2 separate regions of the Mus musculus genome follow, and region 1 is linked to region 2. A link is a contact called in ENCODE POLR2A ChIA-PET data. All regions are on one chromosome and are shown on one strand. The core of a region is the stretch at or near the end of the contact, and the rest is flanking DNA. Distances in the headings are between cores, read along the strand shown.

Evidence for each region. ChIA-PET counts read pairs that join two places held with the same protein, here RNA polymerase II (POLR2A).
Region 1: POLR2A ChIA-PET joins it to region 2 with 18 read pairs in Patski. The contact joins the promoter of Rps3a1 here to the promoter of Sh3d19 in region 2. POLR2A ChIA-PET finds 5 or more read pairs at or near these places in 3 of 5 experiments (Patski and embryonic stem cell).

What each region holds. Positions count from the first base shown.
Region 1 is chr3:86,140,680-86,144,987 of GRCm38, reverse strand. Rps3a1 (ribosomal protein S3A1) reads left to right here and starts at 2,320. Exons shown (of 6, transcript NM_016959.4): 1 at 2,320-2,480; 2 at 3,187-3,290; 3 at 3,562-3,749. The coding sequence starts at 2,419. It overlaps Snord73b (U73B small nuclear RNA), which reads left to right and starts at 4,301; the gene lies at 4,301-4,308.
Region 2 is chr3:85,969,781-85,973,885 of GRCm38, reverse strand. Sh3d19 (SH3 domain protein D19) reads right to left here and starts at 2,768. Exons shown (of 22, transcript NM_001082414.3): 1 at 2,462-2,768.

The DNA of each region.
Region 1 (4,308 bases), core at 1,071-3,570, 170 kb before region 2:
ACACTGGACTCATACACATCCTAAAGAGAGAGAGGCAAACGACAGAGAGGATGGAGGAGAGCCTCACATTCAGCTAGAAGCCAGAATATGACGAGACTTCTAGCTTCTTGGGAACCTGAGGTGGGAGGATCCTGTAAGATCTGGGAGAAGGCGAAGCCACATACAGAAACTCCATCTCAAAATAACAATAATAGCAACAGTTGTAACCAAATACTCCTAGCTACTACTTGGGGTGTTTATATTATAACACACACACACACACACACACACACACACACACACACACACACATTTACACATTTCTTTATGGTCAAGGACGATGAACCAAGTTACCTTGGTCACACCAATATACACTGTCACAGAGCAACATTTCCAGTCCTAGGTCTTCAGAGAAAGGCCTCACTGTGTAGCCCAGGCTACCCTCAGAGACTCTTGTCTTGGCCTTCTGAATGCTAGGATTACAGGGGTGTGCCATCACCCCTGGCTCCACAAGTTCCTTTCAACTAAACAGGTTTTGCTGTTCTTGTTTTAGCCTCAGACAGCTGGGTACATGTTATCTTTATAATAGGCATTTCTGTCATTTCCCAAATATAGGGTAACATGACGGTAGCCCTCCTCTCAAATCAGAGTCAATTTTGTTAAAGAAAGTTTTCAATTTGTTTCTGAACCCTAATCAATCTTTATATCTGAAGGGGAAAAAAAGCATTTAAAAACTTCTTGGGAGCCTGGTGAAGAGGGAGTTGGTTCTGATTTGGTCACCATTTTTTTTGTTTTTGGCCTTGGCTAGAGAGGATGTTAGAGTTCTGCCCTTGAGGTAGCTGGTGACATGTCACCAGGCTGTGATCTTCTGAACTAGATGTGGCAGAGCATGTCAGCAATGCCGGCACCCAGGAGGCGGAGGCTTGAGGAAGGTGAATTTGAGGTCAGCCCGAACAACACAGGAGGAATCTTGTTTTGAAAAATACTAACATAAGAATGGGGAAGCCATTTTTTATGGTGGGGGTTTGGGGATGTGGAGGGGTGGAGATAGAGGTAGAGAAATGGCTTAGTGGTTAAGAGTAGTAGTGACTGCTCTTCTAGAGGACCCAGGTTCAATTCCCAGGACCCACATGATAGCTCACAACTGTCTGTAACTCCAGTTCCAGGGGATCTGGGACTTTCACACAGACAAACATGCAGGCAAACCATATAAAATAAAAATAAAGACATCACTTTTAAAAGTGGGGAAGGGGTGGTTTGCATTAAGAAAATTGGTGGGCAGTTAGGTACAACAATTGATCACGACTGTGCCTTTTTGGGGTGCTAGAGATGGAATCCGTTGTCTCAGGCATGCTGAGGCTTTTCCAGGACACCACTCTAGTCCCCACTCCACTAAAAACCCAAACACTCCTCCTATCCCAGAAAAAACAAAACCAACCAACCAAAAACCCAGGGCTGTCGAGATGGCTCAGCTGGTAAAGGCACCTGCAGAGACCTCTCAGGCAGTGAGGAGGCAGGGCACATTGTATGGCAGCGCTGCGGGCCAGTGTGCGCAGGATGGCAGCCTCTCCCTGAGCCTTATACCCACATAGTGGAAGAAGAGAACCAACTCTTGAGAATAGGTCTCTGACCTCCACACAGAGACCTGTGAGGCACAGGACCACACACATAGTCATACAAAAAAAAAATGTGATTACAAATGTGTAAGAGTTACATATGTATATATGTGTGTGTGTGTATATATATATTCTCTCCTCTCCCCTTCCCAGTCTGTCTTGCTAGGTAGTTCAGGCTAGTACTCACCATATACTCCAGGCTCTCCTCCAACTTGCTGTCCTCCTGCCTCCAGAGCTCTGGGATTGCACACACGGCTAAGCCTCTTTTTTCATGAAAGTTCACAACACAGCCAAGCCCAAGAGTAGTCAGCACGTGAACAGCGTGCCCGAAGTCATGCTTATTGAATTACACTAATGTTTTGAAATAGATCACATGAATATTCCCGTTTTACACCCGAGGGAACTGATGGCTAAAGAGGTCAGAAGGCTAAGTACTGTTGGAATCACCATTTGAACATGGATTTGCTATCTCTGATTCAAAGCCCATGGTCTAGGGAAGAAACGTACTCTCAAAATTAGAAACAGAGAGTTCCCACCCTCGGGGCAACGGAAACCACAAGAAACCTGAAGTGGGTTGAGCATCTCTGACAATCTGCAGGCTCCCATGCACAGCCTAGCCAGCCCGCGGCCCGCTGCGCGACCTCCCGACACACGAGGGCGCTGTCGCAGCACGGCGGGAAACGAGCCGCCAGCTAGTGTCGCGAGATTCTTAAAGCCGGAAGGGCGAAAGAGCAAGGGTCACGTAGACGGCGCTCCCCGCCCGGCTCGCGTTAAGTTCTCGCGCGAGTTGTACTTCCGCCCTTTTGGCTCTCCGGTCGGCACCATGGCGGTCGGCAAGAACAAGCGCCTGACGAAAGGTGGCAAGAAGGGAGCTAAGAAGAAAGTGTGAGTGGCGGATCGCGCGGGTCCCCGGCCGTTGGGCTCCGCAGGAGTTGGTGGGCGGGTTCTGGGGTGCGGCGTGGGGCGGATGGTGAGGATGCGGGGTGGATTGCGCGGCGGTGCTGCGCTGCGCGGCTGGCGGGTGCGTCCCGGGCGGCCGCCTCTCCGCCACCCGGCCGGGTGTCGCGCGCCGCGTGTGATCTCCGCCCTGCGTCTCTAGCAGTCGCTCGCGTGTCGCGCGCGAACTGTGGGCTCCTGGGTTGCTGGAAGTCCGTGGCACTTTTTAACACCGCTCTACGTCAGTCACTCTGGCTGTCCATGTCGGGACCCCATGTCAACTTGTGTGCTGGGCTCTCGTGGGACCGACCTGGAGACCCGGGACACTTGTTTAGCAGCAGTTTGTGCTGTTGCGGACCAGTCACTGTCACAGGTCCCTGAGGTTCCAGGGCAGTGTGTATATAGTACTGCCTGTGTGATGGAGGAGTGGGGAAGGCATGGCTTCGAACTTACTGCTTTGTGCACTGGCAGACCAGCCGGCCTCGCAGACGTTCACCCCACGGGGAGGACGTCCGTCGTGTTAAGTGCAGGCCGATTGCAAGATCGTGCCTGGGAAACTGTTAACAGAAGTCTGAAGGATAAGAAGCGTTTAAAAGTGGTCGGGAGTGTTGTTACAATTTACAGAGAAACTTGAGGTTATTTTTCTCCCATCCAGGGTCGATCCATTTTCTAAGAAAGACTGGTACGATGTGAAAGCTCCAGCCATGTTCAATATTAGGAACATCGGGAAGACACTAGTCACGAGGACTCAAGGAACCAGTGAGTACTGTGGGCCCCTTTTGCTTTGTTCCTAAGCTGTGGCATGTGCATATTAACCGGCGCCTTGGTCAACTCTGATGGGGCGCTGGATTGAAATGTCAGCCCAGTGGTTGGAGGGCCTGGCATTGGGAGTGCTTGGTCTTAGTACAGATGTGGCAGCAATGAAGTGTTTGTACAGCTGTCCAAGAGAACGTTTAGGTGTTGGCAGTAAGCCACTGGTGTGAAGGTGGGTTTGGTTAACAAGTTAACAGGGTTTGTGGTTCTTTTTTAGAAATTGCCTCTGATGGCCTCAAGGGTCGTGTGTTTGAAGTGAGCCTTGCTGATCTACAGAATGATGAAGTTGCGTTTAGAAAATTCAAGCTAATCACTGAGGACGTTCAGGGCAAAAACTGTCTGACTAACTTCCATGGTATGGATCTTACCCGGGACAAAATGTGCTCCATGGTCAAGAAGTGGCAGGTGAGACCAAAAGCTGCGAGTGTGAGTGCTGTGGTGTGGGTGTGCAGATGTGTCATGGGTGTGTTGGTTGGTAGGTAGTATCAAAACATGGAATGGAGAAGTTGGTTTCATTTCATTTGAGTATCACTGTTAATTCTTGAGTGCTGGAGGTAGAATCCAGGGCTTTCCACATGCTGGGACATCAGTCCTAACATTGAGCTGCATCCTTTAACTTGGTATTGCTTGTTACGGCCACATTAGGTGAGTTGGGCAGCTTTGCCAGTTTGGGGACTGTTCTAGGGTTAACATCGTTAGAGTTGATAGAGAAAAGGTGCTCTATCTAGCTGACTCAGTTGTCTGACAGTGGAGTGTGGCTAGAGTCAGATTCGGTCCCCTTCTGTCCTTGAAAGTAGTAACAAGCTTTGATAGCTTAATTTCTTCAACATCAGCCCCTGGGGTTGTGAAGATGAAATGACATGTAGGGAAATGGGCTTAGCATGGTGACCAGCAAAGAAGGCTGATTCAAGGGAAAGCTGTTCAGATGTATCCTGATATTGACATTGTATATGGGAATGAGTGA
Region 2 (4,105 bases), core at 1,519-4,018:
AACAGGAAATAGGCCGGGCATGGTGGCACACGCCTTTAATCCCAGTACTCGGGAGGCCGAAGCAGGTGGATCTCTGAGTTCAGAAAGGCCAGCCTGGTCTACAAAGTGAGTTCCAGGACAGCCAGGGCCACACAGAGAAACCCTGTCTTGAACCCCCCCCCGCCCCCCCCAAAAAAAAACAGAAAACAATCTCAAAAACAGCTTTTTAATAGTAAGTGGGTAAGCACTTGCCTAGTACACACAATGGCCTGAGTTCAGTCCCTAGAAATACACACACACACACACACACACACACACACACTCACTCAGGAAAAGTTTTTAATGGTTAACTATGCAGAGGGAAGGGACAATGTCTGGGAGGGATAGAGAATGATGTCATTCCAAGGACCTGATATATTCTTTTTCTTACTCAGCCATAATGTTAGAAGAGCCTTTGCTTTATAATTTATTGTATGTATATTACAAAAATAGATAAACTTACGCAAACATGTAATTTAGCAGGGCGAGAAAGTTCATTGGCTGTTTCAAGTCTACAAGCCCCGGGGTTATGGTGTGTATCAGGCCATGCGAGATTAAAGAAAAAGAAAGCCTTTAACTTGAGGGAGGGAGGAGGAAACACAAAGAACAGGCAAAGCCATTTACCATGAGGAAGAAAGCAGAGGGACTGGGGGACATCAGGCCTCTGGGTGAGCTCCCACTCTCTTTTGGAAGAAGACAACTACTGCAGTTAATGCCCAAGCTTGGTAAGGAATGCAACAAGGGGTTGGAAAACACGCTAATACATTAGGCGGGAGGGAAGCACCACTTGTCGACTATTAAATAATTTATCCCCAAGACGATAAAATCTAAAATTACAAGTCTGACCCTCTCACACGCAGCATGCACTTGCTGACCCCTCGCCCCTTCATGAAGGAAGCCATGTTAAGGGTAAGAGAGCTGAAAACACTTATTTCTGGGTGCAGACGCTACCAAATCTCGGCAAACTATTATCACAGAGCCTAGACTAGGCCTTGTCTTCAGACATTATGGAACTAGTAAAAAGTTACAAAAGTAACATTTGTGCTGGCCTTGGGGGGAAAAACACACTGAAGAACCGTTGAACCTGTATCTGGGTCATATTTAGTTTAAATTCCGACACTGCTCTCCATGGTGCAGTCCTCTGTAAGAGGGAGACTTTCTTCTAAAAGGTACCAAGAATCCAAGGTACTTATGCACTTTTAAAATCTGTAAGCAACCAAGGCACAACTTTGCAAACTTTTTCATGGTACTGAATTATTTACGCAGCAGTTAAGTGTTGTTTCAGTTAGGCTTACATTGAACAAAACTACCGATTATTATCACTTGGTGTTCATGGTAACAGTCAAGTGTCTTACTCTAAAAAAGGCCCCGTGGCAGGCAGGCAGGCAGGCATAAAGTTAATTTTAAGCTTCCGGAATGTCTTACTCGGAATACGCTTACCGACTTTTTTTTTTTTTTTTTTTTTTTGCTTTTATCCCATTTTCTGCCCTCCAATTCCACAGACCCAACTTTCTCCTGGTGGTCACACAGAGGAGCCTCTCCATGTTCCCTTTCTAAGAAGGCTCCAGTCTGGTGCCTGGATTTCCCATGACTCTTCCCAATCCCTTCACCTCTTTATGCATCTTCTAGGTTAATTCTTCCATCCAGTTTCAGATAACTGTGGTTAACCAGCTGGCCTAATAATTTCCTCTCCATTACGGTTACATTGAAAACCCACCCCAGGTAAAGGGAAGGAGGGTGGATCTACATTTAATTTTATACTTATGCACCAAGCTATTTGATTCGTGCTTCGTTGGTGTGTCCCAAAACAAGATCTTAAAGGTAACTAACTATAGGCCCCCAAATGACCTCCATCCAAAAGAATTCCCTTCTCCAATACTACATTGGGCACTCCCGGTTTACAACGGGGAGGGCAGTTGCAACAAATTAACTCTCCAGCAGAAAATCAGCGCTGTGGGGGAGGGAAGGAAGGGACTAGAGGTCCGAAGTTCACCGGCTGCTGAAACAAGACTTGATTCAGCATGGGCACGTGGTCTGACCAGGTTGGGGTGGCCCAGGCGAAACCGTAGGGATGGGTCGTGGTCCAGAGAGAGATAGACGTAGGGCATGGCCTCTGACTCACCTACAGATAAGTAATCACCCAGCCACAAGTACCAGCCGCCTTGGATTTAGTTTCCACGGAAATTTTGGAGTTTCGGCTCCAGGGCCACTAACAGGTAAAAGAGACCAATCTGAATTCTCTCAAAAAGGAGAAAAGGAGGCTAAGGATAGAAAGGCCACTGTCCCGCCCTCTCGCCATCAGGAGTTAAAGGTGTCAGTCCCCTCCAGGCAGCATCGAGAGCAGCTGCCGAGCTGGGCAGGGCATGAGTGGGCGCGGAGAACCCGGTCCTAGATGCTCCCAACCCCCCGTGCGCCCCTGGTCCCCGCGTCCCCCGCGTCTCACCTGCAGCCGAGTGGCCCGGGAGCGCGCGGCTCCGGGCGCGGCGCGGGCCCCCAAGCTCGCGGCGCTCTCGCAGCTCTTCCTCCTCGTCCTCCCGCCGCCGGCCCTCAGCCATGGGCGAGGCGCCGCCGCGCAGCCCAGGGACGGCGGGCGAGCTGCGGGCAGCGGATGGCCCTCGCCAGCGCGCTCGGCGGGGAAGGAGGGCTCCACCTGCAGCGCGGAGCTGGGGCGCGGGCTGGGCCGAGCTCCCCGCCTTCTGGGCACGCACCGGCGGCCTGCAGCTCCTCGGCAGCTCGCTTCCCGTCCGGTTCCCTTCCCCGCCCCACAGAGGTCCAGCCTGGGATCGGGCGGGCTCCCGACCGGCCTCGCCTCCTCGGGGAGGGGTTTCGGGCTGCTGAGGCCGCCCTCCAGCCGCACAAGCTGGAAACACCCCCACAACCCAAACAGACGTGCACAAAATAAATAAAGGGGTTGGGGAGTTGAGAGAGAGAGACAAGGAGGCTTGGCCTCTTCCTGCCCTTTCACAATATTCCAGAGTCAACAGGAAACCCATTCGCTTGACACTTAAACAAAAGGGGGAGGAACCGGTTCCTAGGCGAGTCTTGGAGAGATGCACAAACTGGGAGAGGCTGAACTTCACTTGGGGCACACCACCTAGAGTTGAGTCTAGACTCTAAGAGATCTCTGTCTCTCTGTCTCTGTCTCTCCTCTGTCTCTCTGTCTCTGTCTCTCTCTCTCTCTCACACACACACACACACACACACGTCTTAATTTGGCCTGAAACTCCTGATCATTCTGCCTCTTAAGTGGTGGAATTACAGTAGTATGCTACCATATCCGCCCCCCCCCCTTATATCACCCCTTAAAAAGTACCTCATTAGGGAATAGGTTTTTTGGTATTACTGTTTTCCTTTTTTGGTAGTCAAAGTACTCTGTGATACATGTCATAAATTAGTTCAAAGGCACAGAGTGTGCAACAGCAAGGATGAGCCCCATGTACGCTATGAACTTTGTGGGCGATAAAGATGCGCCTGGAGCAGGATTAAGTTTATTAGTTGTAACAAATGTGCCCCGATATGGAGGATGGTGGTGAGGAGGGAAGCTATGCATAAGGGGGTCAGGGAGAGCATTTGTACTTTCATTTCAGCTTTACCGAGAACACAATACTGGTCTAAACAGTACAGTCTAATTTCTTTTAAATACTAGGTAGGACTTGAGGTTGGGGGAGGGGGGTAGAACAGTTCCCCAGTTTGGGTGAAGCTTATCTCTGGCACTGTAAAAAATAAATACATAAACAAATGAATAAAGCCTCCCAGTATTCAGTTAATTGAGGGTTAGGAGAAGGCCACCATCCCTAGAAGTTCAGGGAGAAATGTGTTAAAGGAGTTCCATACCCAATGATTTGTAGAGAGGTGATTTGGCCAAGTGGTAGGAGAGCTGGCTCTGAAGTCAGAGGCTGTAATTTGAGGCACTTAACTGCGGGACCTACCCCCTGCACACTGCTCCAAAGCTGGAAAGAGCAATGTAACAAAAGTCATTGTACATACCTATCACACACAGCTAAAGTTCTGTAGGTGCACATACATAATTTCACACCGAGGGACAGATTCTGGAATGTCACAAAAAGATACTGAAACAGCAGGCAAG